Linked DNA regions of Homo sapiens: region 1 is linked to region 2. Evidence: read pairs that join two places in POLR2A ChIA-PET (ENCODE). Cell type or tissue: Panc1. All regions are shown on one strand. Links, peaks and the distances in the headings refer to the core of each region. The heading gives the core; the rest is flanking DNA.

Region 1 (15,729 bases), core at 4,768-12,767, 87 kb after region 2:
TGAGTATTGTTCCAATTTTCATTGTGAGCTGTCAGTTTTCTGATTGGGAATTAAGTGTTTTTCCATTTAACTTCATGGGTTCTTCATGCTCAATTTTCCTTAATGCCAATACAAAACCTAATGCCACATAACAGTGGGAGGGATTTTGTTTCTTACTTTTAATTCAAAAGGTAATCAACCTAACAGCAACAAAAAACCTGGCAGAGATTCTGCTTATCTTTCTGTACTTACTAGCTAGATAGAAGACTAATCAAGCTACTTGGAAGTCTCCTTAAGTAAATCCCTCACTCACTAAATCCATAACTCTAAATCCCCCGTCAGTCTGCATTCTTCCTCATTCTCTTAAATCTGTTTTTCCACTTTCATGCCTATAGTCACTCTTCTGGTAACCCATTTAATTCTCGTAAGTCTTCAATGTTGGCTTCTGCCTACAGTGGTAGAATAGAGCAGAAAATTTCTGGGTTGCATCTGTTTAAACCATGGAATTCTTATTTTACTGCAACCTTGGTTTTGCTCCCTCAAACTCTCGACTTTTAGAATCCAGTTGAGCAAACAGGAGGATGTATGGAAGGATGTGCTCACTATAAACACTTAGTTTCCTAAGAGAAATCCAGGTTTCAATTTACCTCTATCAAAAAGTTAGAAATACATAGGTGAAATAAAAGATTAGCTTTACCAAGGGTTTAAATCCTGAAATCTCACCTTAAAAGACTAAACCTCCACCAAATGGGCTATGCCCCTTCATAGTTAAAGAGCTTCTTGAAATCTTGTCAAGTGAATATTTTAAAAATTATACTCTAACCTGTTTGCCTCATATTTTCTCTTTCATTTCAAGTTTCCACACTTTTTTTTTTTTTTTGAGTCAGAGTTGCCCTTTTGTTGCCCAGGCTGGAATGCAGTGGTGCGATCTCGGCTCACCACCACCTCCACCTCTTGCGTTCAAGTGATTCTCCCGCCTCAGCCTCCTGAGTAGCTGGGATTACAGGCATGTGCCACCACACCCAGCTCATTTTGTATTTTTGGTAGAGACGGGGTTTCTCCATGTTGGTCAGGCTGGTCTTGAACTCCCAACCTCAGGTGATCTGCCCACCTTGGCCTCTCAAAGTGCTGGGATTACAGGAGCGAGCCACCGCGCCCGGCCCTCCACACTGTATTTTGCTTACACACATACCTGAGATGCTAAAGCCAAAATCAGCCATAAATTCCACTTCTATAATTAACATTGATTGCAGTGTAACCACTCACACTTTGCACACTGTGGTGCTTATGGAAGCCACCAATAACAGTGGCTCCTGCACCATGCACCTTCAAATCAGCTACACGCATGCCCTCCAAAGTGCTCATAGTGTTTGTCCAGTGACAGAAAAGGGCAGCAAGGCATTGTCAAAGCCATAACAATTTTAGACTAAACAAGTCAGATCTTCCTGTGGGACAAATGTCTTTAGTGTTTTTTCTTCCAGAAGAAAGGGGAACTTGTATAGATAAGAACTTGTACTCTAGTGATAACAAGAAAGATATAGACCTTTGGATATATCCTGTCTACTATATGTTCACTTCACCTCCTCTTCTATGAAATTTTCCTAAAAAATTAATTCAATACAGGCTCTGGGTGCTTGACTTCCTAGGCTATTGGTTCTCAAAGCTGACTGATTACTGGAATCATCTGGGAAGCTTTAAAATCATGTACCTTACTGGCTGCTTCTGCTAGAAGGTACCCTAGGGTTTTCTCCAAAGCTCCTGTGAGGGTTGACAGTCACACAAAAATATTGGCAAAACTCACAGGGACTACTCTTCGTGTCTTATGTGGCAAAGTTTGAGGACTTCTCTAGGCCTAAAGAGGCTTCACGAGGATCTGGAATTTTTTTTTTTTTTTTTTGAGATGGAGTTTCACTCTTGTCCCCCAGGCTGGAGTGCAGTGGCAAGATCTTGGCTCACTGCAACCTCTGCCTCCCGGGTTCAAGCAATTCTCCTGCCTCAGCCTCCCTAGTAGCTGGGATTACAGGCATGCACCACCACACCCGGCTAATTTTTGTATTTTTAGTAGAGATCGTGTTTCACCATGTTGGCTAGGCTGGTCTCCAACTCCTGACCTCATAATCCACCTGCCTCAGCCTCCCAAAGTCCTGGGATTACAGGTGTGAACCACTGTGCCCAGCAGATTTATCTATCTATCTATCTATCTATCTATCTATCTATCTATCTATCTGTTTGTTTTTTTACAAAGACGTTATAAAGACTTAATGTTCCAGATCACATATTGTTTCTTTTCCACTTTCTTTATTCTGGACAGAATTTTATCCAAATGAGGCTTTATAATACATTGCAGCTTTTCCCTTCTTTTACTCTTTCCCTTTCCTTCTATGGGGCCTCCTTAACTAGAGCTGAAGCATCCATTAATTGGGTCCAGGCCAGGGTTTGCTAGAACAGTGACTGTGAAACACTGTTGTTGCTCTTCATTTATAGCCAGGCTTTGAGATAAATTTTTTCCTCTTCTGTCTTATCTACCCAACATTAGCCTATATTTTGAGATTGGCACTCATGTCTCTCATTTTGTCATACTTCATTTCTCAGCAAGTATTATTAATTTATTTCACTTCTATCTTTCCCACTTACCTGGATCTAAATCCCCTGAGGTAACACATTGCTAATATTCTTTATGTCCTTCTGCACGGTCTTCTTCTTTTTGTCCTTCTGCATTGTCTTTTTTTTTTTTTTTTTTTTTTGAGATGGAGTCTTGCTCTGTCACTCAGGCTGGGGAGAAGTGGCATGTTTCGGCTCACTGCAACCTCTGCCTCCTGGGTTCAAGTGATTCTCATGCCTCAGCCTCCCAAGTAGCTGAGACTACTGGCATGTGCCAACACCCCTCACTAATTTTTGTATTTTTAGTAGAGGTGGGTTTTCACCACGTTGGCCAAGCCAGTCTCCAACTCCTGACCTCTGGAGATCTGCCTGCCTTGGCATCCCAAAGTGCTGGGATTACAGGTATGAGCCACTGGGCCCGGCCTGCACTCTTTTGTCTTTTTTGATACTTTGTAGACAACATGGAAGTTGAAAGAAAATAATATTGAAAAGAAGTAAATATCTCAACTTGGGATTCTCCTCGATGAGTTGAAGCTGATGCTCTGTAGTATGTTGGTGAGCAGACCTTGGAGTGGCCTGACTGGAGTGAGAAAATTGGAGGAGGAAGATCTTAGTAAACAAAACTGTTTTTTGGTCTAGCATTCCATTACTTTTCATGGCATAGCTGCAAAAAGGGACTGGTCTAGGATTTTCTGAAATAGTGAGGTTGAATACAGTAAACTGTCCTACCAACCACTGGATATCCAGAAATTGGGACAATCATCAGTTTTAGAGGATTTACTGAAATGTAGGGTCAATTGGGGTATATAGCTTGGTGGCAGAGCACCGGCTAAGCATGCAGGTGAGTCCAGGTTTATTCCTTCATACTGCTTTTCTCTTACTTCTTCAAAGCTGTACTTAAATAACACAACCCTGTTGCATAAGCATAAGACAAGAAGAATTGAGAGAGAAATATCCCCCTCACTCAGGATCTCCCAAAAGGAGAGGAACAATCGTGTCACCATCACATTAGTAAGCTCTCATTCTTTTCGTTCCATTACACAGTTTCCTGAGGAACAACGATGAAAAAGAATGATCAAGGAAAAGAAAAAGAGGCCCTTAAGCAATCTTTGTTAACAACTCTTTTTGTGGTTGTTCCTGTGTGAAGCCTGAGGAGCCAAAACTCACCCACTGATTTTTCTCTCCCCTCACTGCTCTTCCATGCACACAGATGGCAGTAGTTTCAATCAATTACCAAATGTGGCAGGTTATTGATCCCAACTTCTGAGTGAGGGATCAAGGGAAAGACATCTCTCAAATAATGCAGTGCTTTCGAAACTCAATAGCTGAGATAATTACTAGTGTCAGTGAAGGTAGAGGTGCAGCTGACATAACTCAGTTGGGAGAGCCCCCGATTAAAGGTCTAAAACTCCCATATCCCTCCTCAGAGTTTGAAATCAATGATGTGTTTCAGCAGCATGTTGCCTGATCACAAACATCCTCCTGCACTCACTTTTCAAGGAAATCTTCTAGAGGGCTAAGGCGAGGAGAATCAAAATTGGGTGGCTTAAATGTTCCTTGCCTTTGCCAGTGAACACTTTTTTTTTCAGTGTTTTGAGGCTTTAAAGGAAAACTTGCTTGATATAACTTTCGTCAGTGTTACACAACAGCTCTTGGATAAAGAAGCAGCCCAAGGCTTTGACGTGAATATGTACATCCTTCGCCTTATATGCTAAGCTGAAAGCTTCCCGTGAACAAAGGGCTCTGCTCGTTCCCAGACAATTCAATTCTATTTGCTTTGCCATATCCAGGACCTGCTCGCATTTTCCAATCCCCCGGTGGCACTGCTTGAAGGTTTCCGGGCCTCTTTGACTTTTTCTTTCAAATATGTACATATATAGCAGAATTCCTCCTTGTGTCCGTGGGTTCTCAAAGGGAAGGCAGTTGGAAATTCTCTCCGCTGCCCTGCGTCTGACCTTGCCCTGTTTATTCCCTAAGTCTGGGTGGGAGGGAATATGTCACTCCATTTAAAGTTGATGGAGTTTTGAAGTCGCTGTTTTAAAACCCGTTTGTGGATATAATAATCGTCAAGCGAGAAATAGAGATGGGGTGTGGAATCAGAGCAGGACAATCTCAGAACCTGGGACTCACGAAAAGAGCTGGAAAATGGATGTTGGCAGAGCCTCCGACCCAGCATGGTGTGAAGATCAAGGAAAGCCCGCGGCTGCCTCTGGACTGAAAAACACTTTTTTCTGAGTCATTATCGCTGCTATATATGTTGGAGACTTGAGACTGTCTCAGGACCTTCCTGGTGGAGGCAAGAAACTCTCACCGAGTCGCCGGCAAGTGGACCTTGGAGCAAGTTAACAGGAATGGGAAGGTCCTAGAATCAAAAACGGTGCTATTCAGACTAAAATCTGTTACTCGTCTAATGAAGCCACTACACAGTATCCAGTCTTGTAATTTCAGAGATAATGAAATTTAATCCAGTGGACTTTCTCTACCTAACTCTTAAGTTAAAAAACTATAACAAAACAAAACCAACAAGAAAAATAGCAACAACATTTTATAAAAGAACCCAGGAAGTTTGAGAGTCAGGGGGTGTAGATCAGTGGTAGAGCGCATGCTTCGCATGTACGAGGTCCCTGGTTCAATCCCTGGTACCTCCATTTTTCCTTCAGCCAATCCATCCTCTCATTATGGACCTCCATTGATTTGGGAGAAGCAGATCTCATGTCTGTTTGGGTGAGTGATTGGAAGAACTTGGATAACCCAAACCGCGTTTCTTAAGGAATGCGGAGCTTGCCAATGTGAACTTTGAAAACTCATTTGCGGCCGGACGCGGTGGCTCACTCCTGTAATCCCAGCACTTTGGGAAGCCGAGGCGGGTGGATCACGAGGTCAGGAGATCGACATCATCCTGGCTAACACGGTGAAACCCCGTCTTTACTAAAAATACAAAAAAATTAGCCGGGTGTGGTGGAGGGCGCCTGTAGTCCCAGCTACTCGGGAGGCTGAGGCAGGAGAATGGCATGAACCCGGGATGCAGAGCTTGCAGTGAGCCGAAATCGTGCCACTGCACTCTAGCCGGGGTGACAGAGCAAGACTCCGTCTCAAAAAAAAAAAAAAAAAAAAAAAAACAGAAAAAGAAAACTCATTTGCAAGTTTGAGGGCCAGATGCTATCAGCATGCAGGGAGAATTAGATATGGTAGGGGGCTTAAAGTCTTAAAAGTTTTCTTCTCGACGCCGGATTTTGGCAGAGTGATTAGTCTGGTAGATAGTAAATAGATTCTCATTGAATATTTTGACACGCTGTGTTATCGCATACTTAGTTGAAATAAAATTGCAAGAGTCTTAGTGGGCGATGGGTTAAAATTTCTTCTCTTACACTTGCCTTCTGAAAAATCAAGTTGCTTGTGTTTACAGTTGTACAACCAGAAAGTAGAATTCATGAGTTAACAGCACACCAAAGATCCCTGCGGTAGATGCAGCCAAAGGGGCAGTGTGTGTGTGTGTGTGTGTGTGTGTGTGTGTGTGTGTATGTGTGTGTGTGTGTGTGTGTGTGTGGTGGCGGGGTGGGGAACAGTTTAAGCATAGACAGATGCCTAAGTTATTGAGTTTCCTGAAATAAACACTGACGGTATAAACAAGGGGCCAGTAAAAATGATAAGACGAAGAACTCCTCTGTTTCTAAGCATAGTCCTACACTGGAGGAATGTACCAAAATCAGTTCCATTTTTGTTTCCTTTTGAATGCTAGTTCATGTATCAAAGCGGGGGACAAAAAGTGAAAAAGCTGGAATTCTGCTGAGAACTTGCTTCTGGAGCTCTGGATTTTCCCGTGTCTAGGGAGAAGGCCTTTGAAGTGAGGGTAGCAGGAAGACTGGAAATGCATTCATATAGATTTCTAGAAAACAAAATAAAACTTGGCCTTAGACCGATTTTGGACCCTGGGATTCATTGTTTCTGCTTCACACATCTTCCTACCTGTCAGCTTGCTCCAAGGTCCGCTCCACAACCGACTCCCTGGCGGGCACTTCCATTCACAAAGCCCCAGGAATGAAGCATTTTCTTGCCTCTTCAAGTTGCCCCTTTCCCTCAACTTCTTCTGCCTAAGGACACCAAAGGTAACACAGAAAGGAAATCAAAGAAGTAAAGTTAAATGCTGCTTGGCGAACTCTAGGTCCTAATGGAGGATGTAAAACAGAAGCTTACAGAATTCACAAAACCTGGCCTGAAATGCAGAGCGACAGCGTGTGTCTGGCAAATCTGGGGTGGTTACACGGCCAGGACCGACAGCTGCTTTTCCATCGCCGAAGCTCTGATCTGAAAGAGAGGAGGCGGGGTAGGGAGGAGGAGGGAGAATGCTGCAGTCGGATACATAGCCTCTTTCAGATGGGATTCTCTCTGGAATCAGGAGAGGGCAAGGGAGAAGGTGTGTGGACTGGGGCACGATCTATGCAAGGAACTAACACTTTGTACGCCTGGTGAGCGTCTCAAACGTGATCTGACACAGCTCAAAGGGTCGACGCTGTCATCCTCTCGCCAGTGTTTTGTGTGACAGTCAACCCAGACATGAGTTTTGGATGACGACCGAAATCACGGTCCAGGCGGGGCCGGGCAGTTAAGTTACATCATTTAGAAAGCTCCCTAAATTCGAAATCCGGCAGATTTGGGAAATCCTGGCCTGGAAAATCAAGAATTCAAGCTGGATGGAGTGGGCTGAGTTATTGGGAAGTCGTGGCCTAGGAGGAGGCAGTGAGGAGACCAGAAGGGAAAGGGTGAAGGGATGGGTGGTTGGAGAGAGGGGGTGAGGCGAGGTTGGGGTTAGCAAAACAGCACGTACAGGATTTGGATGGATGAATAAGTAGGACGTGTCCAAGCTCTGCACGTTTTCTCTGAGTCCTCTAGGTACGAAAAAATATTACAGTCTTGTATGTTTGAAAGGAAGTAGGCCAAAACCTTTCGTCCCCTAGTAAGATACCATTCCTTTTTACGCAAACAACTGTCGGCTTTTGAGAGCGTCGTTGGGCTGTTTCCAGAGCTGAACGCTTCGGGAGCGTACCCGCGTAGCTAGGTTTTGTTTGAGGTGTAGTAGCGGCTGGTATTGGTGGCTTTCGAAAAAAGCCAGATGGTTGTGGTGGGAGTAGGTTGGTGAGTGTAGAAATGGGATTTGCCGGCTGCTTTTGGTTTGAGCACGTGAGGTAGTTCTGCAAGCGATTGTTTTCGTTTGGAATGGAAGACAAAGCTGACGATAACTGTATTTCTCTGTACTTAAGCTATGTACTTAAGCTATGAGGGAAGGTTGCTGTCGTGAGCCTGGGTAGCTCAGTCGGTAGAGCTATCAGACTTTTAGCCTGAGGATTCAGGGTTCAATCCCTTGCTGGGGCGTAAGGCCTTGGCCTTCTGTTGATGAGTGTTTTATATACCAAGCAAGGATTTTAATTCACCTTGCTCTATTCTGGACATTTGAATTTGAGCTGTTAGGCCAGAAAAATAATGGCTGAAGCCATCAATCAGAGGTTTCTGGTGCTTGGGATTTTGTTTAAAGGCAAAAATTAAGGAAAGGCCGGGCGCGGTGGCTCACGCCTCTAATCCCAGTACTTTGGGACGCCGAGGTGGGCAGATCGCTTGAGCCCAGGTGAAGGGGTGGCCTGCCCCTCCACACCTGTGGGCGTTTCTTGTCAGGTGGGATGAGAGACTGAAAAAAGAAATAAGAGACAGAAACAAAGTATAGAGAAAGAAAAGTGGGCCCAGGAGACTGGCGCTCACGTGCTGGCACTGGTCTCTGAGTTCCCTCAGTATTTATTGATCATTATCTCTACCGTCTCGGAGAGGGGGATGTGGCAAGATGATAGGGTAATAGTGGGGAGAGGGTCAGCAGGAAAACATGTGAACAAAGGTCTCTGTGTCATAAATAAGTTTAAGAAAACGTGTTGTGCTTTGATGTGCATGTACAAAAACATCTCGTACACAAACATCTCTGGGTGCATTAAAGAGCAGTATTGCTGCTAGCATGTCTCACCTCCAGCCTTAAGGCTGTTTTCTCCTATTTCAGTAAATAGAACATACAATCGGGTTTTACACCGAGACATTCTATTGCCCAGGGATGAGCAGGAGACAGATGCCTTCCTCTTATCATAACTGCAAAGAGGCCTTCCTCTTTTACTACACAGACCCTTTATGGGTGTCAGGCTGGGGGACAGTCAGGTCTTTCCCTTCCCACGACGCCCTATCTCAGGCTATCACATGGGGAGAAACCTTGGACAATACCTGGCTTTCCTAGGCAGAGGTCCCTGCAGTGTATTGTGTCCCTGGGTACTTGAGGTTAGAGAATGATGATGACTTTTAACAAGCATGCTGCCTTCAAGTACTTTTTTAACAAAGCATATCCTGCACAGCCCTAAATCCACTAAACCTTGAGTCAACACAGCACATGTCTCTGCAAAGCACAGGGTTGGGGATAGGGTTACAGATTAACAGCATCTCAAGGCAGAAGAATTTCTCTTAGTACGGAACAAAATGGAGTCTCTTATGTCTACTTCTTTCTACATGGACACAGTAACAGTCTGATCTCTCTTTTCCCCGCATTTCCCCCTTTTCTTTTCAACAAAACCGCCATCGTCATCATGGCCCGTTCATCATGGCCTGTTCTCGATGGTCGCTGTCTCTTTGGAGCTGTTGGGTACACCTGCAGACTAACAACAGACAGAACAGGCACACAAGGATTAATATGAAATTTATAAGAGTAGTACTTCCGATGGTCTTAACCCAAGTGACAGGGTTAAGATTTGCAAGACCATCAGCAACTCCCGCGATTGCCTCAGTTCCTGGTACCAAATTTAAATGGGCTTTTGATGCTTCAAAAATTTGTTCTTTTAATTTGGAAATGTCTAAAGTGAGGTTATCTTCTCTTCCCTGTAGATGGCATCTAACCATGTCCCAGTGATGCTCAGACTCATTATAAACTCGGGGTGTAATACAAAAATCTGACCTATTTCAGTCACACTGTAACTGGAAACGATGTTCCAAGCTCATGAGTCTATCTCCCATCCAAATGACAGTTTGTCTAAGATCATTAATTTGATTTGCCAGTTTTTGATTAATACCAGATTGTGAATTCCACAATCTTGTAGAATTCTTTTGCCAATCGTTAACAAAGTTTACTGTCTGAACAGAAGAGTGCAATGCAACTCCTGCCACAGCGGCCGTAGCTGTGACTGCACTTAATCCGATAACACTGCAATTAAAGTAAAAACGAATCTTTTGGATCTATTTAAAATGCCTTTTAATACTTCAGTCAAAATATGGACAGATGGCGAGGCCTCCCACGGTCGGTGCATGGACACGGGGATCCACACGCCTTCTCTTGCTCTCACTAGCAGAATACAGTGCTGCCAATTAAAAGTCGAATCAATGCAAGTAAACAGTCTGCAATTTTCACAGGTTATAGTTTGGGAGTCTGGTTTAATAACTATATTTCCTACAACTAGCATATAAGGGGGCTTTACACAACTTTGTGAAGGAACCGTTAGACTGGAATTTAGGTTGATAGTGTAACACGGCTTATGATCTCTTGTTTTTATAGCTTGATTTCTAGACCAAATTCTAATATGGTAATGAGGCCACATTAAGCCTCCATAATTCTGGATGTTCAGGACCAGAAACAGGACTTATTATTTTTGGTCTTGGAGTAGAGATTTCTTTTTCTCCTCATTCTCAAGGGTAGAAAGACTATAATTTTTCGTGCTTATGTTTGTCTAGACTTTCTGTTATGTCGCTATCAACATCTGGACTCACTTGTGCACTGGGACATGATTGAGTTTGTCCTGTGCAATTGTGGTAGAATTGACCTCGAGGTGCCCTATCTATAACAGTTCCAAATTCATCGTTTTGTAATATCACTGCTCTATTGGCCACACATTCTTCCAAAACTAAAACTTCTGTGTCTTTTGATCCTTTGGGAATTTCCTTGGGGCAAGGTTTCCCTTTAGGCCTAAATTTTAATGATCTTTGATAAGAAAAGTCCTGTAAATAATTTACCTGTGGCCTGAGTGACATTCCACTTACCATGTGATAAGTAAATCTACTGGTGGTACTGAAAGTAGGTACGTTTACCAACCAATTTTGGATTGCAGGCATTAAACATCCTGGTGTTCTCCCTAGGCAAATAGGAGGATAACAATACCCAGTGGAAATATTTATCATCATTCCTTCTTCCTCAGGTTTGGCAGGGCAATAATCATCTGTGGGGCCAGGTAGCCACACGCTATTATTAACATATAATTCAATAGGATTATCCATCCATGTGACTCCTGAATTAAGGGCAGGAAAGGCACATAGGCCCAGTAGGTATAATTAGCTGCAGCTACTCCTGCAGGCATGGGGAGACACCACCGTTGATACAATCATCAAAGCTGCAAGCAGCATACTCTCTGGAGTTTGTGTCTCCTTTGTGTTCTCTAGACATTTTGTAGCTAACTGCGTCAGCTTCTTTAATTGTGCCCAAGTCAGCAGCTTTGTCTTCTTGGTGGATGGCAACTTCATCTATTCTTCTGACATCACCATTCTGTTCATCTTGTGAGTCGATGGTGCTCGATTGCTGTGTTTCCATCTCCGTGGAGGCGCTTTTCTTTGCATCTCCGATGGGTTCATTGTAGAACTTCAAATGTCTAGTGGGTATCCAAACAGGAAGCTGATTTTCTCCTGGTGAAACACAAGAAAAACCTCTCCCCCATGTTACCACCTTCCCTATTTCCCACGTCTAATTTTTGTTGTCTTTCCACCAAATCAGTTTTCCTTCATGTGGGCTGTTCTTTTTATCAGTAAGATGTTGTTCTGCAGAAGTAGTAGTCTGATATCTATAAATGTTTAAAACATTTAAAGTATAGAGTGCTAGATTAAGTTGCATCTGAGGAATGGTACACTCCTTACTGTCTCCCCCTTCTTTTTGTTTAACTAATTGAGTTTTGAGTGTTCTATTAGTTGTTTCAACTATGGCCTGTCCTTGGGAATTATAGGGAATTCCTGTTGTATGTGTAATTTTCCACTGATATAAGATTTTTTGGATTTTGGAAAGCTTTACTACAGTATCCTGGTCCATTGTCAGTTTTAATTTTTTCTGGAACTCCCATTACAGCAAAACGAGATAATAACTGTTTTTTTTTAACATGGGAAGTACTTTCTCCTCTCTGGCAGGTTGCCCATATGAAATGTGAATAAGTGTCAACTGTTACATGGACACATGATAATCTTCCAAATGAAGGTACATGCGTGACACCCATTTGCCATAACGCATTGGGACACAGACCTCTGGGATTAACTCCTACCTCTTGAGTGGGCAGGTGTAGGATTTGACACTGGGTGCAATGTTGTACAATATTTTTTGCCTGTTTCCATGTGACATCAAATTTGTTTTTTAATCCTGCTGCATTTACATGAGTCAAAGCATGAAGTTCTTGTGCTTTTATGAATGCAGATGATACCAGTAAGTCAGCTTGTTCATTTGCTTTAGTTAAAGGCCCTGGTAAATTAGTGTGTGCTCGAATATGAGTAATATAAAATGGGAAATTTCTTTTTCTTACAGTTTGTTGTAATAAATTGAACAGCTAGTTTAACTGATCGTCCATGCTATATTTAATTAGAGCTGTCTCAACATCCCTTGTAGCCTGTACTACATATGCAGAATCTGATACAATATTAATAGGTTGATCAAAATCTTATAGCACTATAATGACTGCAGCCAACTCTGCTCTTTGAGCCGATTGATATTGAATTTTGATTACTTGCTCTTTTGGCCCTGTGTAAGCCGCTTTCCCATTGCTGGAACCATCAGTAAACACTGTCAGAGCATTTTTTAAAGATTCATGTCTGGTAATTTTAGGTAAAATCCAAGTAGTCAATTTTAAAAACTGGAAGATTTTTGTTTTTGGGTAATGATTATCAATAATTCCCATAAAATCAGCAAGACCAATCTGCCATGCACCCGAATTAATAAAGGCTTGTCTAACTTGTTCCTTGGTTAAAGGAACAACTATTTTGTCTGGGTCGTTTCCACAGAATTTTATTATTTGTAATCTTGCCTGACCAATTAATGTAGCTATTTGATCCGAGTACAACGTAAAAGTCTTCATTGTACTGTGAGGAAGGAATGACCAATCCACAAGATCAGTATTTTGAACAATGATGCCTGTTGGAGAATGTGCAGGAGCAAAAATCAAAAGTTGGAGTGGGGCTAAGGGATCTGAAGGGGTGGCCTGCCCCTCCACACCTGTGGGTGTTTCTCATCAGGTGGGATGAGAAGCTAAGAAAAGAAATAAGACACAGAGACAAAGTATAGAGAAAGAAAAGTGGGCCCAGGGGACCGGCGCTCAGCATATGGAGGACCCGTGCCGCCGGTACTGGTCTCTGAGTTCCCTCAGTATTTATTGTTCACTATCTCTACCATCTCGGAGAAGGGGATGTGGCGGGACTATAGGGTAATGGTGGGGAGAGGGTCAGCAGGAAAAAATGTGAACAAAGATCTCTGTGTCATAAATAAGTTTAAGGAAAAGTGCTGTGCCTTGATGTGCACATAGGCCAGATTTATGTTTGACTTTACACAAACATCTTGGTGCATTAAGGAACAGTATTGCCGCCAGCATTTCTAACCTCCAGCCATAAGGCGGTTTTCTCTATCTCAGTAACTGGAACGTACGATTGGGTTTTACACCGAGACATTCCATTCCCAGGGAGGAGCAGGAGACAGATGCCTTCCTCTTATCTCAACTGCAAAGAGGACTTCCTCTTTTACTAATCCTCCTCAGCACAGACCCTTTATGGGTGTCTTGGGGACGGTCAGGTCTTTCCCTTCCCACAAGGCCATATCTCAGGCTATCACATGGGGAGAAACCTTGGACAATACCTGGCTTTCCTAGGCAGAGGTGCCTGCAGTGTATTGTGTCCATGGGTACTTGAGGTTAGAGAATGATGATGACTTTTAACAAGCATACTACCTTCAAGCACTTTTTTAACAAAGCACATCCTGCACAGCTCTAAATCCATTAAACCTTGAGTCAACACAGCATATGTCTCTGCAAGCACAGGGTTGGGGCTAGGGTTATAGATTAACAGCATCTCAAGGCAGAAGAATTTCTCTTAGTATGGAACAAAATGGAGTCTCTTATGTCTACTTCTTTTTACATAGATACAGTCACAGTCTGATCTCTCTTTTCCCCACAGGGATCTATTCTATTTATTTGCGCTGACTGAATTTTTTCTTCCACTTATTTAATTTCTTTTGTTGCCTCTGGGGTTAGTATTCTTTTACTATTTAAGTCTAGGTCTCCTCTTAAGATGGAGAACAAATATGACATGGCATAAGTAGGAATGCCTAGAGTTGGCCGAATCCAGTTAGTACCTGCTAGCAATTTTTGAAAGTCATTTAATGTTTTTAATGTGTCTTTTCTTATTTCTATTTTTTGTGGCTTAATTTTTCTATTTTCTATCTGCATACCTAAATAATGAAAAGGAGTAGAGGTCTAAATCTTATCAGATGCTATTGCCAGTCCTGCGTTGGCAACCTCTGCTTGCAGAAATGTGTAACAGTCAATTAATTTGTCTCTCGTTTCTGCAGCACATAAAATATCATCAACATAATGAATGATATAACAGTCTGAAAACTTATCTCTAACTGGTTGAAGAGCTTGATCTAGGAAAGTCTGACAAATTGTTGGACTATTAAGCATTCCCTGAGGTAACACTTTCCACTGAAACCTGGTGGCTGGTTCTTTATTATTTATAGCTGGTATAGTAAAGGCAAATTTTTCAAAATCCTGCTCCTCCAGAGGAATGGTAAAAAAGCAATCCTTCAGATCAATTATAATTAAAGGCCAGTCTTTTGGGATCATGGCCGGAGAGGGCAACCCGGGTTGGAGATGCCCCTTGGGTTGAATTACGGCATTTACGGCCCTTAAGTCAGTTAACATACGCCATCTGCCGGATGTTTTCTGAATTACAAACACAGGAGAATTCCAAGGCGAGAATGAGAGAATGAAGGCTCAATATGTCCTCTTTCGAATTGCTCCTTTGCTAATAAATGTAAAGCCTCCAGTTTTTGTTTTCGTAGTGGCCACTGATTTACCCATACCGGTTTTTCTGTTTTCCAAGTTAATGGAATGCGTTTAGGAGGCTCTACAGTGGTAGCCCCTAAAAAGGATACCCTATTCCTTTTCTTTCTCGATTTTTGTCACTCTGAATTGGGACTTTAATGCCATTTTCATTTTTTCCTAGTCCCTTTCCTGGTATATATCCATTTTAGTCATGATTTTTTGACTTGTGGGGCTGTATAATGGAGCCGGCATAGTGATTTCTGCACCCCATTGTTGTAATAAATGACCCCACGGATTAACAGGAAATGAAGTAATCATTGGCTGAACAGTACTTTCTTGATTATTCGGCCCTGAACAATGCAAAATCATAGTAATTTGATACACTTCTGAGGCAGTGCCTATGCTGACAAGTCCTGTAACAGCCTTTTGTTTAGGCCAATTTTTTGGCCACTGATTTAAAGCAATGATAGAGACATCTGCTCCAGTGTCTACTAACCCTTCAAACTGTTTTTTTTGAATAATGGCCTTACACACAGGTCTGCTCTCTGAGACTTGACTTGCCCAATATGCAGCCTTTCCTGCCAGATCAGTGCTTCCAAACCCTCCTGTTCTTTTATCTCACTGTTTCCAACTTTAATATAAGGCAGGAGTAATAATTTAACAATCCTGTCTCCTGGATTGCCACTCCAAGGAATTGAGGAGCTAATAGCCAATTGAATTTCACCTTCATAGTTTGACTCAACCACACCAGTATGAATTTGAACTCCCTTTAGATTTAGACTGGATCTTCCTAAGATTAGTCCTACCGTCCCCTCAGGCAGTGGGCCATATACCCCTGTGGAGATTTTTTGTGGGGGCTCCCCTGGAAGCAGAGAGACTGCTTGCATAGTACATAAATCTACTGCTGCATTGCCACTTGTGGCGGGGGACAATTGCTGTATTGTGGTAACTGGCTCATTCGCTGAGGCATTTGTGACAGTGGGGGTTGTCTGTGAAAACCCTGAGGAAAAAAGGGCTGAATTGGGAATGCCTCAGTTTGTTGTGGGGCCTGAGGCTGGCCCCTCTTCTCATTTCCCCACAA
Region 2 (15,729 bases), core at 4,736-12,735:
GAGCCTCTGATTTTCCTGTAGAAGAACTCACAGGGGTTCTTTAGAGCCAGGAGACTCTTTCCAGCCAAAATACCTGGAGCCATCTCAAGCTATTTTGGCCTTTCAATTTGAAACCTAAGGCCTTTCCTTAGAGCTTGGAAGTTTCTAAGCTCTGAGGAAGACACTGTAATCATTCTTGCTCCACCCTCAGGGTTGGAATTCACCCTGCTCTCTGTCAAGCCCCCACCAATTCTGCCAATATTCTGGTCTAAGATCCAGTTGTTAAAAACCCAGTCTATGTGGCTGGGGGCGGTGGCTCATGCTTGTAATCCCAGCACTTTGGGAGGCCAAGTCGGGTGAATCACGAGGTCAAGAGATCGAGACATTCCTGGCCAACATGGTGAAACCCGTCTCTACCAAAAATACAAAAATTAGCTGGGCATGGTGGCCGGGGAGGCTGAGGCAGGAGAATAAAAAATTAGCTGGGCATGATGGCCATGCCTGTAGTCCCAGCTACGGGGAGGCTGAGGCAGGAGAATCCCTTGAACCTGGGAAGCGGAGATTGCAGTGAGCCGAGATGGCACCACTGCACTCAAGCTTGGTGACACAACGAGACTCCATCAAAAACAAAAAACAAAAACAAACAAAAAAAGCAATCTAATGCATAAAATGTAATTAAAATATCTTCGCAGCATTAAGTAGAGAGTTCCTTGTGGTTAGGAGACTCTTCCTCCTTGGAAGATGTTCTCTGTCTGTCTACCTTCTGCGTTTTCACATTTGTCTCTTCCTCTCCACACCTAAGCCAGTGCTTTATTTCCACTTATCTCGTGTAGGGATATACTTTTGTGTGGTGACCTTGGTTTTGCCCACTCTTCTTGCTTCCAAGAGTTGGATGTAGGCAATGTAGGAGCCCACTGCCAAAGTGTGGGTGATATTCTCCAGAAAGAAACCTAAATTTCAGAGGCTTGCTGATATGGAAGAAAGCCTAGGATATTCGACTCATAGAGCTTCGCACTGCTAGGCAGGTTGAAATCTGGACACCCTGAATTCCTTAGGAACAAGGTATAAGTACTTCTGAAAACCAATTTAAGTTTAAAATATACTGAGACTCCCTGATCTTTCTTGTATTTCATGACATATTCCAAGCTCAAGAAGCTAAACACACACACACACACTCAAATACCAAAACAGAACACACTCTCCTACCTATAACAAAGGGGCTTAAGCAGGAGGGTCTAGAGAGACCTGGTTCAACACTCTCCCCCTGACGAACAGTAGGGATTGGAAATAGGCGGCTTCTCTGTCCTTTCCTCGGAAGCCACCAATACCACCCGCCTGTACCAAAACTCAAGGGTACCCCTGCTCCCCAGTACCCCAGCCAGTAAAGGAGCTGCGAGGCGTTCTCAACGCCGCGACTACCTTGAGTAAAACGAGGGAGATCTTGCGGGGAAAGTGTTTTCAGCTCACTTCTCCTACAGGGAATGAGCCCTCTCACCTATCGTGGACACCGAGGAAACGCAGCAGAGATGGGCACCCAGGCTGCCCAGATCCTCTGGCAGCCTCGGGTGCTCGTCCACTTCGCTCCTCCTCCGCCTTTGCTGCCGCAGCCGCAGGTGCGCACCCCACCGCGTCCCTGCTTCCCTCCTCGAGCTCTTGTGGTCGAGCTCAGGTGGTCCTTGTTCTCCTCTCCATCCATCGTTACTTGAGTCTCAAAACTGGAGCCACAACGTCCCCAAGATGAAATCCATGCTGGGTTTCAGCCACGGTGCCGGCCCAGGGGCTGGCGAGGGTAAGGACAGGCAGCGACCCACTTCCTGGGTCTTCATTTCTAAGAGCTGGGAATTCCACCTTCTCACCTCCTCACCTGGACCTAAATCCCCCAGGCGGTACTGACCATTCTGTTTTTTTATCCACCTACGCTACTCTTCGTGTGACAGCCCTTGAAGGCAGAAGGAAAAGAAGATGTAAGAAGGGAGAATTTAAAAAACACTTTAAAAATTAATTAATCTGAATACTCAAAGTATCCCCAGGTCATGTATCCTTTTAAGATATGCCTACATTGGCATAGGCGGTGGCTCATGCCTGCAATCCCAGCACTTTGAGAGGCCGGGGCAGGCGGATCACCTGAGGCCAGGAGTTGGAAACCAGCCTGGCCAACATGGTGAAACCCCATCTCTACTAAAAATACAAAAATTAGCCGGGCGTGCTGGCACGTGCCTGTAATCCTAGCTACCTGGGAGGCTGAGGCAGGAGAATCGCTTGAACCTGGAAGGTGGAGGTTGCAGTGAGCCCAGATTGCACTACTGCATTCCAGCCTGGGCAACACAGCAAGACTCCTTCTGGGGGAGGGGGTGGAGGGCGGGGGCGACGAATTATACAGTGAAACTTTCTTGAACCTGAAGAGTCTGTTTTTTTTTTAAAGTTTTTATATCACAAATTTAATTTCCTTAGTAGTTACAAGGTTATAGAAAAATATATTTCATATTGAGTGAGTTGTGATAGTTTGTGATTTTCAAGGAATTAGTCCATCTCATCTAAGTTTTCAAATTTGTGTGTAAAGTGTTGTTCATAGTATTCATTTACCCTTTTGATGTCAGCAGAGTCTATAGTGATATACTCTTCTTTTTATTCTTGATATTGGCAATTTGTGTCATCTCTCTTCTTAAAAAATTATCAGTCCTCCTAGAGGTCTTCTTTTATTGATCTTTTAAAGGAACTAGCTTTTTGTTTGTTTTTCTATTTTGTGCGTGTGTGTTCAGTTCCGTTTATTTCTGCTCATTTCCTTTCTTCTATTTGCTTTGGGTTATTTTCCCCCACCTGAGTTCTTCAAGTAAGAGCTTAAAGGACTGATTTGAGACTTTTTTCTTTTCTTTCTTTTTTTTTTTTTTTTTTTTTTTTTTTTTTTTTTTTTTTTGGCCGGGCTGGTCTCCAACTCCTGACCTTGTAATCCACGCGCCTCGGCCTCCCAAAGTGCTGGGATTACAGGCGTGAGCCACGCGCCTGGCCGACTTTTTTCTTTTCTAATGTATGCACTTAGTGCTGTAAATTTCTCTCTCAGAGATTAAGTTGTCTTGGAAATTTTGATACATTGTGTTTTCATTTTTATTCAGGTTAATTTATTTTTTTGATCTCTACTAAGGCTTTCTCTTTGTCCTATGGAATATTTAGTAGTGTGTTGTTCATTTTCCAAGTGTTTGGATATTTTTGTTGTCTTTCTGTGACTGATTTTTAGTTTGATTTCATTGTGGTTAGGGATCATACTATGTCAGTCAATTCTTTTAAATTTGTTGAGGCCCAAGGTATGAGGTATGTTCTATCTTGATCTACGTTACGTATGAATTTGAAATGAATGCGTGTTCTGCTTTTCTTGTGTGGACTGTTCTATACATGGTGACTGAATTCTGTTGCCTGAAGATGATTTGGGGTTCTTCAATATCCTTGCAGATTTTCTGTGTAGTTTTTCTGTTATTATGAGAGAAATGGCGCGGGCGTGGTGGCTCACGTCTGTAATCCCAGCATTTTGGGAGGCCGAGGCGGGTGGATCACCAGGTCAGGAGATGGACACCACCCTGCCTAACATGGTGAAACGCCGTCTCTACTAAAAATACAAAAAATTAGCCGGGCGTGGTGGCGGGCGCCTGTAGTCCCAGCTACGCAGAGGCTGAGGCAGGAGAATGGCGTGAACCCGGGAGGCGGAGCTTGCAGTGAGCCAAGATTGCGCTACTGCACTCCAGACTGGGCGACAGAGCGTGTGAGGAGACGATTGAAAAACCCAAAAAGAAGAAAAAGCAAAAGCCCCAGGAGATTCATCAGGAGAATGGAATGGAAGACCCATCTATCTCTTTCTCCAAACCCAAGAAAAAGAAATCTTTTTCCAAGGAGGAGTTGATGAGTAGCGATCTTGAAGAGACCGCTGGCAGCACCAGTCTTCCCAAGAGGAAGAAGTCTTCACCCAAGGAGGAAACAGTTAATGACACCGAAGAGTCAGGCCACAGAAGTGGCTCCAAGAAAACGAGGAAATTCTCCAAAGAGGAGCTGGTCAGCAGTGGGCCTGAAGAGGCGGCTGGCAAGAGCAGCTCCAAGAAGAAGAAAAAGTTCCATAAAGCATCCCAGGAAGATTAGAATGCAAATGGACATTCTCTGGGAGGTGGGGCATACCATAGCCCAAGGCGACATTTCCCACCCTGTGCCGTCTTCCCCAATAAGAACAAATTCACAAAAAAGAGAGAGAGAGAAGTGAAGTCTCTAATGTAACTGCATTTGTCGATTTTTTTAATTCTATCTTTTTTGTTTTTTAAAATATTTATTTATGTATTACATTTATTTATTTATTTATTTATGAGTCAGAGTCTCGCTCTGTCACCCAGGCTGGAGTGTAGTGGCACCATCTCGGCTCACTGCAACCTCCACCTCCCGGGTTCAAGCAATTCTCGAGCCTCAGCCTCCCTAGTAGCTGGGACTGCAGGTGCACGCCACTGCACCACCATGCCCGGCTAATGTATGTATTTTTAGTAGAGACGGGTTTCACCATGTTGGCCAGGCTACTTTCCAACTCCTGGCCTCAGGTGATCCGCCCACCTCGGCCTCCCAAAGTGCTGGGATTACAGGCGTGAGCCACTGCGCCCTGTCTGGGTGTTTTGTTTTGTTTTGTTTTGAGACAGAGCCTTACTTTGTTGCCCAGGCTGGAGTGCAGTGGCACGATCTTGGCTCACTGCAACCTCCGCCTCCCAGGTTCAAGCAATTCTCCTGCTTCAGCCTCCCGAGTAGCTGGGACTACAGGGCGCACGACCACGCCCAGCTTTTTTTTTTTTTTTTTTTTTTTTTTTTAGTAGAGATGGGGTTTCACCATGTTGGTCAGGATGGTCTCAATCTCCTGACTTTGTGATCCGCCCGCCTCGGCCTTCCAAAGTGCTGGGATTACAGTCGTGAGCCAGCGCGCCCGGTCCTGTTTTTTTTTTTTTTTTTTTTTTTTACATGTTGCAGCTCTGCTGTTTGGTGTATACATATTTAGGATTGTTATGCCTTCTTGGTGGATTTTCTTTGTTCTTAAGTTTATATTAATATAGTCACTTTTGCTTTCTTTTGATTAACTTTTGCATGTAATATATTTTATCCCCTTAATTTCAGCCTGCTTATATAATTATATTTGAAATGAGTTTCTTTTAGATAGTGTATAGTTGGATTATGTTTTCTAATCTGTTCTGTCAATCTCTCCCTCCCTCCATTCCTTTCTTCCTTTTGCCCTCTCTCCTTCCTTTCTTTCTCTCTCGCTCCTTCCTTCTTTCTTCCTTCCTTTCTTTTCTTTCTTCCTTTATTTTCTTTCTATTTTTAATAGACGGGATCTTGTTTTGATGACCAGACTAGAGTGCAGTGGCTATTCACCAGGGCAATCGTAGAGCACTGGGGCTTCCAACTCCTGACCTCAAGCTGTTTTCCTGCCTCCTCTTCAGCCTCCTGAGTAGGTGTAGCTGGGACTATAGATGCAGGCCACCACGCCTGGCTCATGGTTTGTTTTTGTTTTTTTGTTTTTTTTCTCATCCTTCTTTTAAAGTCGCTAAATAAAAATCATACCTGGATGTCTGGAAATGTCAGTTAACATCAAACATGTTGCTGCCATGAAGTGCCAGACAATTCTTTTTTAGTACCTAAAAAAGTGTCCCTCCTCTGAGAAGAGGACAAATAGTTCACAGATGTGTAAGACATTTTAACTGTAGTGAAACAGCAGCCATTTCCTCTGCTGTTTCCTGTCCGTCTAATCACTTCTGCTTTTACTTTCTTTCTTTTTTCTTTTTTTTTTTTTAAGACGTAGTCTCGCTCTCTCTCCCAGGCTGGAGTGCAGTGGCGCGATCTCAGCTCACTGCAAGCTCCGCCTCTCGGGTTCACGCCATTCTCTGCCTCAGCCTCCTCGAGCAGCTGGGACCACAGGCGCCCGCCACCACGCCAGGCTAATTTTTTGCATTTCTAGCAGAGACGGGGTTTCACTGTGTTAGCCAGGATGGTCTCGATCTCCTGACCTCGTGATCCGCCCGCCTCGGCCTCCCAAAGTGCTGGGACTACAGGCGTGAGCCACCGCGCCCGGCTATGCTTTTATTTTCAAGGCACTAATCAAAATTTCTGGCCTACTGATGGCCCTATTTAAAGGGTTTCCTGGGCTATGATAGTTTCAAACTCTATATTTCCTGAAGACTAATAAAGAGGGAAGGGAGTTCTGTTTGTCAACTTTACTGTTTCTTTTCCTCCTTCCCTTCCTTCCATTCTTTCTTTCTTTTTCTCCTGTCACTCTCTTTTTTTTTTGCTGCTTTTCTCCAAAAAAGAACTTCACTATTTCTTTCCCTACCAGAGCAGCCCCTCATTACCTCCTGACTCTGAGAAAGAAACTCTGTCTCTTTCAGATGTCCTTAGTTGATTGACTCACAAGCAAGGAGTGTGACAAGGAAAATAGAATAAAACACCTTCTAAATTCTAATACAAATTGAGAAATTTGTACCTTTGTCTCTGCCTTGCAACATTTAAAATAAAGTGGGACCATCTGAGAAGCATATATTGTTCAAATCTTGGGATAATTTCAAAACATCTTTTCCTCAATGACAAATCAACAATACTGGAATACATATCATATATATGTAGTATGTATTATATATATATATCAGACAAAGATTATTTCTCTAAACTATTTGATAATGATTTTCAGACATCATATCTTTTTATTCTTAAATACTTCAATGTGTATTTCTTAAGAAAAAGGTCAATTCCTTAACACAACACAATTATCAAGTTCAGTAAATTTGACATTGATAAATGTGAATATAGTCTAATATAAAGTCTATTAAAAATTGTCTAATTGTACCAATAAAAACTTTTATAGAAATTTCTCTTCCAAGCTAGGATCCATTTCAGAATCACATATGAATCTAGTTGTCTTGACTCTTTAGTGCCCTTTAATTTGGAACAGTTTCTTAATCTTCTTGTCTTTCACAACACCGACATGTTTTTGAAGAGTTTTTCCAGTGGTTTTGTGCAACGTTTCTTAATCTGTATTAGCCATGATAAGATTACATCGGGTTATGGAATTTGGGAGAAATGTCACAGAAATCACGTTATTACCCTCTCTCACACCAAGAGGCATGAGCTGACTGAAGTTAGCTTGATCACTTGATTTTAAGTTTGTAATTACTGTTTCTTCCCTGAAAAATTATCATTTTCCTCATTGTAATTAATAAATAATCTACAGGGAAATACTCTGAGACTACGTAAATATCCTGATCCTCATCAAATTTTTACCTATACTTTAACATTAACTTACAAATTTTGCCTGCATCTATCATCATTCTGATGGTATTGTTTAAATGGGGATTTTTAAATTTTATCCTCACTTTGTTTCTTTGTTCATTTTTTTGAGACGGAGTCTCGCTCTGTCGCCCAGGCTGGAGTGCAGTGGCGCAATCTTGGCTCACTGCAAGCTCCGCCTCCCGGGTTCACGCCATTCTCCTGCCTCAGCCTCCCGAGTAGCTGGGACTACAGGCACCCGCCACCACGCCCGGCCAAGGTTTTGTATTTTTAGTGGAGAGGGGGCTTCACCGTGTTAGCCAGGATAGTGTCGATCTCCTGACCTCGTGATCCACCCGCCTCAGCCTCCCAAAGTGCTGGGATTAAAGGCGTGAGCCACTGCGCCCGGCACTCACTTTCACATTTATCATTTGGCAAACCACTGTAAGGAAAATCGTCCCGTCCTCCATATTTATTTGTTTAAGTTCCCAAGAATGATAATCAGTTATTGTCATCACTGATGCTAAAAGTGTGTCAGATTTGGCCAGTGAGATTCCCTTCAAGCTGGCTTCTGTGTCCTTTTAAATCACCCCCGTCATTTCTGAGCACTTACATTCTGGCAAGGCAAGATATCTTAGGTTCATTTTGCAGTTTCCCTGGCACAGTCCTGGAGTCTGTGTAGTTGACACTAATAGCTACTTTCTATTAGTATCTCTGGTTCCTTTTAGTAGGGAATGGTATTTGAAAATCAAGATACAGAGTTATCTTTGCTCATTGCTTCTGAGGTATCATTTCTTCTAGGCCCAGTTAGCAGATAGATCTGTGGGGAAATTTTACAATTTCATATGTACAATTTCATACTGATGCCTCTAATTCCCATCAGTATCAACAGGACTATTCTTTACCTTCCTTCTTCTCCCACAGTGAGAGTCTGTTTCCAACAACAGACACTCGATTTCCCAATCCTAAAATTCACACAAAATATCAGAATTGCTACAGCCCTCACTCTACAAAAAATAATCCTGATACATAGAGTTTAAGATTTGTTCGATGTTCTTTTTGATCTCACAATTAGAACAACAATCTGTGTAAACCATTTTCTTATATCAGTTCTTTCCTCTTCAATGTGGTTATGTTATTCTTTTGAAATGCAGTTAATTTGCCTCTATTTGTACTGAATTTTAGGGTATTTTCACACATACCTGAGTTTTATTTTTTGACTATGGGAAACACTAAGATGCTTCCCAGAGTCAAAAGAAAAAAGTTATAATCAGAAAATTTGCAAGAGAATGTTGTATGCCGGAGGTCACTCAAGGGATAGAATGGAATTATGCTCCAGAAAGTCTAATATGATGGGGAGACCACTTTGGGGTGAGTTGATCTTGGACTGACCACAAATCAGGAACATCAGGAACAATGCCTTTGTTTTTACCACAAGATATCTTTCTCCTGGTGTAGCCATGCCCGAGAGAGAGAGAGAGAGAGAGAGAGAGAGAGAGAGAGAGAGAGAGAGAGAGAGAGAGGGCGCTTAGTGTCGGGAATTCATAAACAGTGGAATTGGAAACATACAGTGATTGTCTTGATGACACAGAGCACAGACTCAGGCAACGGAGATCACCAAAACATTTTCCCAAGCTCCTGATCTCCTGCGGGGGTATAGCTCAGGGACAGAGCACGTGGTTAGCATGCGTGAGGTCCTGCGTTCAACTTCCAGTATTTCCACTCTTTTTTTTCCTATGAGCCACCTTAGGAAGTTCTCCATGATATTCCCCACCTATTCAAGGGAATTGTGTTGGCCTCTGCATTTCTCTCTCATACAGGGAGATAATTCGTGTTCATTCACTTACAGTTCTTTGTTGCTTAGAATTATCCCCCTGTCCTAATTAGTTCCACAAATCACTAATGTGGATCACACACTATAGAAGCAAGTAGTATTCCTTGCCATCCCGCCGATTTCCAGTTTAAATAAAATAGTCAGAAACCATTGAATTCTGTGACCTAAGTCTGATTTCAGATCAGAAGGTTAAGGCTCAAGTTCTTTTGCGTTTCTTACTTTCTTCTAACTGCTTCCTCACCCAGGTTGCAAAAGTCCTGCAAGCTTTCACTAAAAGATTCCACTACAAGTGGCTGATGATTGCTGGTGATGTGCTGGTGGTCACTTTTTCCATTAGAGACCGACAAATTCTGAAACTTAATCCAAGCTATTTAACTACAAACATAAGGACAAATGACAAATATAATGACAAATGAGGAAAAGATCTCAATCACCTCAGCTGAAATTTAGCAGGGAGAAAATTACTTCTCTTGGTTCTTTAAGGAAGTTTCTGGTCTGAAATGGCAAGCTCTCTGAACTCCAGAGTCCAAGATCCATCTAGGGTAGAAGCTCGTTTCTTCTTTTTTTTTTCTTTTTTCTTTCTTTCTTTTTTTTTTTTTTTTTTTTTTTTTTTTTTTTTTTTTTTTGAGATGAAGTCTCACTCTGTTGCCCAGGCTGGACTGCAGTGGAGCGATCTTGGCTCACTGCAAGCTCCGCCTTCTGGGTTCAAGCAATTCTCCTGCCTCAGCCTCCTGAATAGCTGGAAATACAGGCACTTGCCACCTCGCCTGGCTAATTTTTTGTATTTTTAGTAGAGATGGGGTTTCACCATGTTGGCCAAGCTGGTCTCAATCTCCTGACCTCGTGATCTGCCCACCTTGGCCTCCCAAAGTGCCGGGATTACAGGCGTGAGCCACTGCACCCAGCCAAAACCTCATTTCTTTGTTTTGTTTTGTTTTTTTTAATAAATAAAAATAATGAACTTTTATTCTCCCAATCCCAATGGATCCTTTTCTACCTCACTGTACTTACTTTCAAGGAATAACTTCCTTCTTAGCTACTGAACATCCCATATCTCCAGATTAGAACCCTGCACAATTTCTAATTCTGATATCACAGTGCTAAGCAGAAATTCACAGGGGGATACTTGGCAAGCATCTTAACACTATTTTGTTAAAAGAAAATCTCCTTTTATTTTCCACTCTATTTCATCAAAGGATTAAAAATTAAGTTACTAAACACCTAGAAGGCAGAAAAGCAGCCTCTTTCTCCATGTGCAGAAGCTAAGCAACCCAGTGGGGCTTCTGTATGCATCATCTCTTTTACTCACTTTCTAAAAGCTGTAACCGTCCACCATCTACCAGGCGATCACAAACCACCCCTTAAGTCAATTTTGAGGTTAACCCACTTGACTTGAGAGGGATTCACCTGTACCACCTCTGCAGCTGTTATGTGAGAAAATAAACTCATCCATCTAAACCCAAAGAATGGACTCAGAGACCCGGAGAACAGCGAAAGTGAGACTTTTAATGACGGTCTTGAGAGATCAAGATCGGGTGTCTGGCGTGCAGGCACACCCAGAACAGTTTCAACAAGCAATTTGTCCCCTAGTGCGCAAGTCCCTCCCCAGGTTCCTCATAGGCTGAGTGCTATGGGGTTACAATTTTCTCGGCGTTTGCCTACTGATTGTTAGGCAAAGGCTTTAGGTGTCTCTTTTTTAGGGTTGTCTTGCTGCATTTTGTTGCAGCCCACAATGCATTGCAATCCTGGTTAGCTCAAGGGCTCTTTAAGTGTTTGACTTATGACCTAAGTAGCTGGGCAGGCTGATAAGAACAGACAAAGTGAGCTATTTTGCAGACTAGTAAACTTATATCTTAGACTAAACTGTTTTTGTTTGGGTGAAGGCCACCAAGGATGGGGGATGGGAAGGGGGAGGAAAGAGGGGGGCGACAAGCAGGCATCCGCTATCCAAGCAGGGACCTAGTATACCCTGTTTCTTCTGTACTTTGCTGACCTAAGCCAATTTAAGGCACTTTGTCTTGGAAATAGATCACTGTATACATTATTTCCTTCAGGAATAGCACTAAGGAAAAGGTGGCTGCACACGTAGTTAACACCGATTTTACCGCGACTTTGTAGTACCTAACCTTGTTTTTAGACTCTCCCTTAATCGCCTAGCCTTGTTTCCACATGAATAGGCTCTTCCTTAGCTGAGAAAGCCGGAAGTACTCCTTTTGGCTCCTTCATTTACAAGACGTCAAAGACTCCTTACCCACCCCCTTCCTCAAGCAGTTAACTTGTGTAAGCTGACTCTTACATATCAAAGAGTCCAATTAACTGATAAGGTACTGAAGCAAGCAATTTACGAAGTTACCAGGATTTCGCTCAAGAGATAACACCATAAAGCTTTGAGTTTGTGTCCGGGAGAGCCCCCATACCTAACGCCTTATGATAGATTTAGAGCCCCTGCACCTGGAACTGTTTGTTTCCTTGTAACCATTTGTCTTTTTAATTTTTTTGCATGCTTTTACTTCTGTAGAATTGCTGCAACTAAGCTCCCCCTCCCCTTTCTAAACCAAAGTATAAAGGAAAATCAAGCCCCTTCCTCGGGGCCGAGAGAATTTCGAGCGTTAGTCGTCTGTCGGTCGCCGGCTAATGAAGGACTCTTAAATTCGTCTCGAAGTGTGGCGTTTCTCTAACTCGCTCGGGTACAACATTTGGAAGCCCCAGCGAGATATATTCGCCACTGGGCGAGAGCCGGGCTAGCTCCGGGCTCCCCCGGAGGGACGGCCGGCTTATAGGCGAGGAGCCACCTGAAAAAAAATTTTCCAGGTCCCCGAAAGGCGACCGTCTTCCGGAGGACAGCGGATCGACTACCGTGTGTGTGTGCCCACAAAATTCAACCTCTGAGTCCTCAGCTTCTGACCCCGGGGTCAGGTAAGTTAGATTTGACTTCTGTTTGGTGAGAGGGAGGCAGCCCTGACGAGGGCATCCCTGTCTTTGACACTGCCCGCTTTTCCAGGGCGCTGGAGGACAGAGCCCTGGTTTTTCTGTTAGGCGCCTTTTGGTTCTGGTTTGGTGAGAGGGAGGCAGCCCTGACGACGGTGTCCCTCTCTTTGACTCTATCCATACTCCAGGACGCTGGAGGATAGAGCCCTGGTTTCTGGCAGGCCGGCCTCTCCATTAAGACTAGTCTCTCACTCTCTCCTCCTCTTTTTCTTTCTCTCCCCCTTGCTCTATCTCTTCTCCTCCTCTCGTTCAGGTCTTCTGGGACCTTTGTTTAGAACGGGAAATAACAAAAATTGTTATAAACTCTTTGTGAATGTGTGCACGACTGAGGAGTCCAGGGGCCTGCCTCTGGATCCCCAGTTTGTAGCTCCACGGCGAAAGCTACGGAGTTCGAGTGGGCCCTCACCTGCCGTTCCGTGGCGACCTCATAAGGCTTAAGGCAGCATCGGGCATAGCTCCATCCGAGCCGGGGGTTTATACCTGCCTGCCAATGCTAAGAGAAGCCCAAGTCCCCTCAGGGGGAGCGGCCAGGCAGGCATCTGACTGATCCCATCATGGGACCCCCTCCCCTTGTCTGTCTAATAAAAACCTACCATAATTGTTTATATACCCAAGGGTCTATTGTTTGTTTTGTGTTTGTTGTCCTGCTCGGTGTCTATTGTCCTGTTTAGTGGTTGTCAAAGTTTCGTATGTCAGGTCATCGATACTGCCCAAGACGTCTGGGCAGGAACTTCTTCAAGGTCTTTAGTGTTGATTTTTTATCACAGGAGGTTAAATTTCTCATCAATCGCTTAGGCTGGCCATCCCAGTCCTGCCTTTTCTGTCAGAAACAAATCAGGTGTTGTTACGGGAACGGGAACGAGTGTGAGGAACATTCGCCTGTTTGGGATTTCTGGCACCATGAAGATTGCTGGCATTTAGATTGTCATACCCCATGTCCAAGTGACTGGGCCACCTCCAGACTAAACCGGTGGTAGGTTCAAAATAGCCACCCTGCAGACCTCCTTGCTCACCTCTTTTGTCATCCCGTAACTTTTTCTGTGCCCTTAAATACGGCACTGTGCAGAGAAACCTACGCCCGTACCACTTTACTTCGTTTAAACCCTTATTCTATTCCTCTGTGGCTACTCTCCTACCCTAGGAAAGATCCGAGTGGCCCTTTTTCCTCCTCATCCCTACCACTTACCCCGTACATCTCGTTTTCCCGTGTCACAGCAAGTTCAGCGTCTCCAGGACTTGGCTCTGCTCTCACTCCTCAAACTCTTAAAAGAAAAGGCCGAATTTGAGCTATTTGCCTTTGAGTCGTGGAGACACCAAAAGTATTTAGGCTACAGGTCCAGGGAAAGAGGGAGGACGCCTAGGTCCATCCAGCCAAGGAGACCTAAGGTTGGCCTCTAGTCCTCCTCCCTCAATCTTGGATAATTATTCTTTTTTTTTTTGAGACAGTCTTCTCTGTCGCCCAGGCTGGAGTGCAGTGGCGCGATCTCAGCTCACTGCAAGCTCCGCCTCCCAGGTTCAGGCCACTCTTCTGCCTCAGCCTCCCAAGTAGCTGGGACTACAGACACCCGTCACCACACCCAGCTAATTTTTTGTATTTTTAGTAGAGACGGGGTTTCACCGTGTTAGCCAGGATGGTCTCGATCTCCTGACCTCGTGATTCGCCCGCCTCAGCCTCCCAAAGTGCTGGGATTACAGGCGTGAGCCACTGCGCCCGACCTCCCTCAATCTTAAAGCTAGTTAACCGTCCTGTGGCAAGTAGTGTGAGCTATTGTTGTCTTTCGGCTCCTTCTGGTTATGTTAATTCTGTTCTTCCGATACTCCAGCCCCCTAGGGAATGAGTTTTTCTGTCCGTGCTGGGTTTGATATCCCTGCTCAAACCTTGTCAAACTGCCTCCAAAAATGGGAAACTCCTCTTCCCGGCCCTGTAAGGATTGGAGCCCCCTCCAATGTATGCTGCAGAATTTTTCTCTAGGCTTCTCAGAGGATTATGGGGTCCGCCTTTAAAAAGGCAAACTCCGGACACTCTGCGAAGTAGAATGGCCAAAGTTTGGAGTCGGATGGCCCCCAGTAGGGTCACTGAACCTAGCAATTGTTCAGGCTGTGTGGCGGGTTGTTGCTGGAACTCCCGGCCACCCCGATCAGTTTCCCCACATTGATCAATGGCTGAGTTTGGTCAGAAGCTCCCCACCATGGCTCCGCTCATGCGCCATTCATAATTCTGCCTCCAAGGTCGTTTTGAGCCAGACCGCACTTCCGCCTGGACCCTCAGTCTGTTCGGCTCACCCTGTACTGCCTCCCTCTGAAGAAGAGGAGAGTCTCCCCCACTCAGTTCCGCCGCCTTATAACCGTCCTGCTCCCTTAGAATCTTCCCTTGTCTCCTCGACTACATCCCCTGTAGGCTCGCCGCCTATTGCCTCTCGATTGCGGCCGCGGCAGGAGGAAGTAGCCCCCCCTCTACCGCGGAAAGAAGCACAAGTCCCTCCGGGTGATGAGCGCTCAGCCCCATTCTTGGTTTATGTCCCTTTTTCTCCTTCTGACCTCTGTAACTGGAAGGCTCATAATCCTCCCTTCTCTGAAAAGCCCCAGGTCTTGATCTCACTGATGGAGTCTGTGCTCCGGACCCATCGGCCCACCTGGGATGACTGTCAGCAGCTCCTTTTGACCCTTTTTACCTCTGAAGAGAGGGAACATATCCGAAGAGAGGCCAGAAAGTATTTCCTCACATCAGCCAATAGGCCAGAGGAGGAAGCTAGAGACTTTCTTGAGGAGGTCTTTCCCTCTACCCGGCCTAACTGGCACACGAATTCCTCGGGTAGGAAGAAAGCTTTGGACGATTTTCACCGGTATCTCCTTGCAGGTATCAAAGGAGCTGCTCAGAAACCCATAAACTTGTCTAAGATGACTGAAGTCGCACAGGGCCTGATGAGTCACCGGGAGCGTTTTTAGAACGCCTCCAGGAGGCCTATCGGACTTACACCTCTTTTGACCCGGCGGCTCCCGAAAATAGCCGTGCTCTTAATTTGGCATTTGTGGCTCAGGCAGCCCCTGATATTAAAAGAAAACTCCAAAAACTGGAGGGATTTCCTGGGATGAATATCACTCAGCTTTTAGAGATAGCCCAAAAAGTTTTTGACAATCGAGAGTTTGAAAAAAGAAAACAAACAGCACAGGCAGCAGCTGATAAAGCATACAAAAGACAAGCAAAAATCTTAGCTGCGGCCATCGGAGAGGTCAAGAAGGGAAGGCCCCCATCACAGAGGAATAGCCAGGGAACCTCAGGTCCCTACCAGAAGGGCAAAAGAGGAGAACAGGCTCCCCTAGAAAAGGACAAATGTGCTTATTGCAAGCAGACTGGGCACTGGAAAAAGGAATGCCCACTACGGCCAGAGGAAAAATCAGAAAAGAAAAAGGCCCTCACCCTCCCCGCAACGGAAGAGTCTGATGACTGATGGAGCCAGGACTCCCTCTCTCTTGGCCCCCAGGAGCCCACGGTGACCGCTACAGTGAGGGGCCAGCCTGTACGCTTCCTAGTAGCTACCGGGGCGGAGCACTCGGTACTACAGACCCCCTTGGGCAGTGTCTCTAATAAAAGAGTGGCTGTACAAAGGTCTACTGGAGCTATTCAGGAATATCCTGTCACACACTCACGAGAAGTGAGCTTG

What was found. ChIA-PET counts read pairs that join two places held together with the same protein. Peaks named below come from ENCODE experiments on the same cell type or tissue, not always from the same donor. Only the 100,000 strongest peaks of a DNase experiment are listed, where the experiment ranks them.
Region 1: POLR2A ChIA-PET joins it to region 2 with 19 read pairs; 5 of 35 experiments call an interaction of 5 or more read pairs at or near these places.

Annotation. Positions count from the first base shown.
Region 1 is chr6:28,685,431-28,701,159 of GRCh38, reverse strand. It overlaps the pseudogene TRK-TTT13-1. Among named protein-coding and RNA genes, the nearest start is that of TRA-AGC5-1, 17 kb to the left of the region's middle. In Panc1, for the core only: no CTCF peak of the experiment used is centred there; DNase peaks (open chromatin) are centred at 5,022, 5,229, 7,899, 8,509 and 5 weaker places; H3K4me3 peaks cover 3,263 bases; H3K27ac peaks cover 606 bases.
Region 2 is chr6:28,772,005-28,787,733 of GRCh38, reverse strand. It overlaps the pseudogene TRA-AGC23-1 and the pseudogene NOP56P1. Among named protein-coding and RNA genes, the nearest start is that of TRA-TGC1-1, 10 kb to the left of the region's middle. RefSeq lists an enhancer at 11,213-11,784. In Panc1, for the core only: no CTCF peak of the experiment used is centred there; no DNase peak of the experiment used is centred there; H3K4me3 peaks cover 2,109 bases; H3K27ac peaks cover 605 bases.